Linked DNA regions of Mus musculus: region 1 is linked to region 2. The links are chromatin loops, found by intact Hi-C in ENCODE. Cell type or tissue: left cerebral cortex. All regions are shown on one strand. Links, peaks and the distances in the headings refer to the core of each region. The heading gives the core; the rest is flanking DNA. Region 1 overlaps Herc1 (HECT and RLD domain containing E3 ubiquitin protein ligase family member 1). Region 2 overlaps Herc1 (HECT and RLD domain containing E3 ubiquitin protein ligase family member 1).

Evidence for each region. A loop is a pair of places that touch in the nucleus more often than their neighbours do. Peaks named below come from ENCODE experiments on the same cell type or tissue, not always from the same donor. Only the 100,000 strongest peaks of a DNase experiment are listed, where the experiment ranks them.
Region 1: a loop joins it to region 2, with 2.1 times the contacts of the local background. A loop is called at or near these places in 6 of 42 quality-filtered maps.

What each region holds. Positions count from the first base shown.
Region 1 is chr9:66,393,321-66,396,136 of GRCm38, forward strand. It overlaps Herc1 (HECT and RLD domain containing E3 ubiquitin protein ligase family member 1), which reads left to right. Exons shown (of 78, transcript NM_145617.3): 9 at 1,340-1,484; 10 at 1,608-1,779. Among named protein-coding and RNA genes, the nearest start is that of Gm30447, 41 kb to the left of the region's middle. In left cerebral cortex, for the core only: no CTCF peak of the experiment used is centred there; no DNase peak of the experiment used is centred there.
Region 2 is chr9:66,452,747-66,455,562 of GRCm38, forward strand. Herc1 (HECT and RLD domain containing E3 ubiquitin protein ligase family member 1) reads left to right here. Exons shown (of 78, transcript NM_145617.3): 39 at 591-789. Among named protein-coding and RNA genes, the nearest start is that of Fbxl22, 60 kb to the right of the region's middle. In left cerebral cortex, for the core only: no CTCF peak of the experiment used is centred there; a DNase peak (open chromatin) is centred at 978.

The DNA.
Region 1 (2,816 bases), core at 181-2,680, 59 kb before region 2:
TGTGCTGGAGTTCTTTTATATTCTGTACTTAATTTCGTTTTCTGATAACTGGTATGGATATATGGTCTTCTTTTGAAGAAGAAATCTAACCTGACCGTACTAGTCTTATCTAAAATAATTTGAAGATAAAACAAAAATAATAACCATAAAAAGCCTTTGTGGCATAAAGAAAAGCGTGTGTAGAATTTTATCAAAGCCAGTGGAAAGAGGAAGTGGTTCGGTTTGCTGATTTGCTGCATTACCTTATTGTTAGACATTCCTCCTTTCACCTCCCTCTTCTCTTCATGCATCTTGTCCTGGACAGCTAAGTCAATCATTAGTCATTTTGTTATTAGTAACAAAGATGGTCAGCGGAGCTATCTTGACTTCCAATTCACATATTCTTCATATGTGATAATTAAGATCAGTTTTGTGATTCATGTTATCAATTTTAATCATTCCTTGTTCTCGTCTACCATGTAAGAAACATGTAAATGGAAGTTTTGTTGTTGTGTGTTTTGTTTCTTTTGAGACAAAGGTTTCTGTGTAGCCCTGGCAGTCCTAGAACTTACTCTATAGAGGCTGGCCTTAGACTCAGAGATCTGCCTTCTTTTGCCTCTCAAGTACAGAGATTAAAGGCCTGTGCCACCATCATCTGGTAATAACTAGAAGTTTTAAGGTATTATTTCCATAATTGCTTAGATTTTTGCCAAGTGCAAGCCAGTTAGTGGTAACTTTAGCAGAGACTCTCCTGTCTTTATTTCATTTTACCTGTGACCAGTTTATTTTTATCTCGCTGCTCATCTGTTTATACACTGGGTGTTTAAAAATAGTACAATAAATGATAGTGACCTTTTTCTTTTTGGGGGAAGCTGGGGGAATGCTCCAGACATGGTTTGGAACTCTGTAGACCAGACAGGCCTTGAACTTACAGAGAACTGCTTTCCTTTGCCTTCTGTGTGCTAGGATTAAAGGTGTGCACAATCATAGCCTGGCTTTTTTTTTTTTTTTTTTTTTTTTTTTTTAATGAAACAAACAAGGTGCAGATAATTTGCTAAGAAGTAATTACTATTAATTTTCTTGGGTGTGCTAATGGTTTAATATTTCCATTTTTTATGTGTGTATTTTAGAGATAATTGGAGAGGAGGGGTGGGGATAATCACATGAGGCAGCTAACCTCTGGTATGTTTGCTTTACAGCTGTCTTGTTTATTAGTCTTCTGAGAGTACAATGACCATCTTTAAAATGATTAAAACACTAAATATTATTTTAATACCAGGAAGGTACCACAACTTGATAATTTTAGTTAATAGTCTACTTATTTTCGGAATTTATGTGTTTTGTATTTCTGTCGTTTCAGGTTTATGCTTGGGGCTGTGGGGCTTGTCTAGGTTGTGGTTCTTCAGAAGCTACTGCTTTGAGACCCAAGCTCATTGAAGAATTGGCTGCCACAAGAATAGTTGATATTTCAATTGGAGATAGTCATTGTTTGTCTCTTTCTCATGGTAAAGTCATGTTTGTTTGTTTTAGTATTTTAAGTAGCATCTTTGTAGCCAATTACCAATTATTATTTTTTGTAAATGTGTTACATTTAAATTTAAGTTTTATACTTTATGTCTTATTTTTAGATAATGAAGTTTATGCCTGGGGCAATAACTCCATGGGACAATGTGGCCAGGGAAATTCAACAGGTCCTATTACTAAACCAAAGAAAGTGAGTGGCTTAGATGGCATAGCTATTCAGCAGATCTCAGCTGGAACATCACATAGTTTGGCATGGACTGCTCTCCCTAGGGACAGGTAAGTGCTATATACTTAAATATGCTTGCACTTTTTTTCTTTTTTAAATATATATTGTTCTCTATTTAGGACTTTGAATGTCCTAAAATCAAGTCAGTATCACACAGTGTACTTCAGAAGATAAATAATTAAATTTAATAATAATAATAATAATGATAATATATTAAAATTAATTTCTAAATAGTGCAGATTTTGATAGTAAGTATATTGATCCCATGTTTAACAGAATAACACATACAGATCTCTACAATAAGAATAAGGTACATACATACTACTCTACTGCTCTTCATGGTAACGTATCATGTCTGTGTCAGGGTTATTGGGAGTGGGTATTGGTTTTATCTTAAGATTTCTTTGTTTTGTAAAATTATACATGTGAAAAGTAAACAGTGCCTCTTCACAGACAAAGCTTCCATGTATACATACTCAAGTTAATTTAAAGTCATTTAGAGTTGTCAAAATTTTTTTTTCATATAGGTAATTGTGTTAATATCTTTGCCTACGTTAACAAATTATATAAATACCTTAAAGGGGAAAAGATTTACTTTGGCTTACATGTGTCAGTCTAACATCTTCTGGCTCCATTGCCTTGGTCTGAAGTCAGTCAGAACATCGTGGTACAGCAGAACAGCTCACCTCATTTCGATATTGTATCTACTAGCTTAGACCAAGCCTTCCACACATGAGTCTATTGGCAGAACAGTTTATATGCAACCCTACAAGAGTATTACTAAATGTAGAATAAAATTTAATGTGATTTTAAGATTAACTAATATATATGCTATTTAAAGTATATATAATTTCTAATGTTGACTCTGTTGCAATAGAAATAACATGTAGATTTCCTTTCATGTATATTGAGGTCACATATATTTCAAAATGAAGAAGCTGTATTTAAGATACTTGATTGTCTTCTCATTTTGAATTCTCTATCTTTAGAGAATGATTTAAAAGTTAAGTACTAAGCTGAGGAGATGGCTGAGTCAGTAAATTGTTTGCCTGACAAGTATGAGGACTTGAGTTCAGTCTCTAGTCCC
Region 2 (2,816 bases), core at 23-2,522:
TGTTGTTCCCTGAAGAAGGAAAATTATAAATGTCCTCTACACTTTTGGCAGACACACCATTAAGTCATAGTCAGCAAGAAATTTCTGTCAAGGTTTTTATTGTTCTTGTATTTGTATGCTTTTACCAACACTGGAGGTAAGCCTCAAAATCAAAATGCTCAGCAAATAGTTTTAATGTTTGGATTAGAGGAAGATGTCACCACATCGCACTTTTAATGTTTTTGTAAGAGAATTCTCTAAAATCAGAACCTATAGAATCTAGAATAAGTACAATAATGAAAGGAGAGAGAGCGAGAAGGAGAAGGTTTTTTAATTCCTTCAGAAAATGTGTTTAGAACCTTTTTGTTTGTTTGTTTGTTCGTTTGTTTGTTTGTTTTGAGGAAGGTTTTACTATGCAGTCTTGGCTGGCCTTGCTACATAGCCCAGGGTATCTTTGTGTTTAAGAGAATCTTCTTGCTTCAGCCCGCTGGGACTACAGGTGTACATAACCAAACCTACCTCTAGAAACTTAAAATTAAACTTTTCCATTTTTGACTGTTGCTTTTTTAAAAAGGCCAATCCTTACTATTTTCTTAACCTTTGTTATACAGAGATTGATCAACAAGCTGAAGAAAGTGACCAAGCACAGCAGGCACAGACACCAGTGACCACCAGCCCGTCAGCATCCAGCACAACTTCCTTTATGAGCAGCTCCCTCGAGGACACCACAACTGCCACCACTCCTGTCACGGACACAGAAACGGTGCCTGCATCTGAGTCCCCTGGAGTGATGCCACTTAGTCTTCTCAGGTAGACCAGTTAGCCTTTGATGTCTATCACACTGATGCCTGTGTTTCTCACAGCACATTGTTTCTCTTACACACAGGGTGCCAAGTTAAATCCAGGTACTCTAGAGCTAGAAAGAACCTGGGATCATACAGTAAAAACCTGTCTTAGTGAGAGTATAAGTATGCACCAGCATACTTGGCTTCTAAGCATTGGTGATGGGGCAGGTGTATGTGTGCACCACCACCAGACTTGGCTTCTGAGTAGGAGGGAGTGTGAGTGTGCACTATCATATGTGGCTTGGCTTAGATTTTCAAGACTTGTTCTTTTCAGAAAGCAAATTCAAAATTGAGTTTTAAGTACTGAAGTCTAAAGAAAAAAATCATCTGCCTGAAATAATTTTTATTGAGGTTCTTTCCTTTTGAACGTAATTTTTTTTAAGACTTATGAACCATGAGAACACACATGTTGCAGTATACTTGTGGCGGTCAGAGGACAGCTTGGGGAGTTGGTTCTCTCTACCTTGCATAGGTTATAGGGATTGAACTCAGCTCATCATGCCTTTGTGGTAAGCTCATTCATGTGTGAGCCATCTCAATTGCTCTATATTTTCATTTTTACTCTATGATCACACAGGTCTACTTTTCAAATGAAAAGAATGTGTTTCAAGGTGCTATTAAGAACATTCTTGTGGTTTTTAATGCTTCCTGCAGTTTCCAAATTTAAAAATGTTCACAGAGAATCAGTGACCTCTTGTCTCCTTGAGTGTCTGACTAGAGTGGGCATAGGATTAATGGATAGAATCATGCCCTTTTGTTGCCATAGGTGCACACTAAATGCTGCTTCTGTTTCTCTCTTTAGTAGTAGAAACTGAACTCAAACTTACACTCCTAGAATCTTTCTTCCTTTCTTCTTAATCTTTGTTTCTCTACTACTGGCTTGTAATTGATTGGTGGTAAGCCTATTGCTCCCTCTACGTGCCATGGCTTATTGGGTAAACAGTGCTCTTCTGAAGCTGGAATCCTCTTTGATTGCTGAGAATAAAGCTTGGTGGGAGTAGAGCACTTTAGCATATGCAAGTGGCTCTATGTTCAATCCCCAGCCTTACAGAAAAGAAAAAGCCCTAGTGTGAGGGGACAGATCTAGACTTGCTTCTTCATCAGTGTCCTCCTCCTTAGTGTGAGAGGGAGTGCTTCTCCTCTCTGTGCCTCTCATTCACGTACTCTTCATACCACATAGCAAGTACATGTTAACTCCCTCTGGTATATCATTCATTCATACATACATACATACATACATACATACATACATACATACATACATACTATTTTTGAATTGTGCTGAGTAACTGTACACTTATTCTTTCTTTAATTCTCCTATAAGTTAATACTTGACATCAATATTAGTTTTATAGCTAGTGAATTTAATATTTAAAGTTTTTTACCTGTTTTTGTTTTTGACACAGGGTCTCATGTATCTTAGGCTACCTTTGAACTCCCTAAAAGGCTAGGCATGACCTTGAACTCCTCTCTCTATCTCTAATTGCTGGGGTTGTAGTCTATGCTACCACACTAAGTTGTCTACAAACTGAAGATTGAACCCAGGGTTTTGTGCATGTTAGGCAAATACTCCTACCATCTGAGGCACATCGCTACTCCAAGTTTCTTGTCCTTAAAATTCTTCTTTAGTTTCTTGACTACTATTTTTATACCAAAATACCCCTGTCACAATATTATAGTAGAAGAAAAACTCCACAAAAGGCAAGGGTTTTTAATTTATGTTTGTTATTTCTGTATTAATCCCCAATATGTTCCTGCTATTTTGTTTGTTTGTTTGTTTGTTTTTGTTTTTGATTTTTCAAGACAGGGTTTCTCTGTATAGCTCTGGCTGTCCTGGAGCTCACTCTGTAGACCAGGCTGTCCTTGAACTCAGAAATCTTCCTGCCTCTGCCTCCCAAGTGCTGGGATTAAAGGTGTGCGCCACCACTGCCCGGTGGAAAATTATACTTTTATAGTTGAGAATAACCTACAAAATAATTACTTTTAATGCTG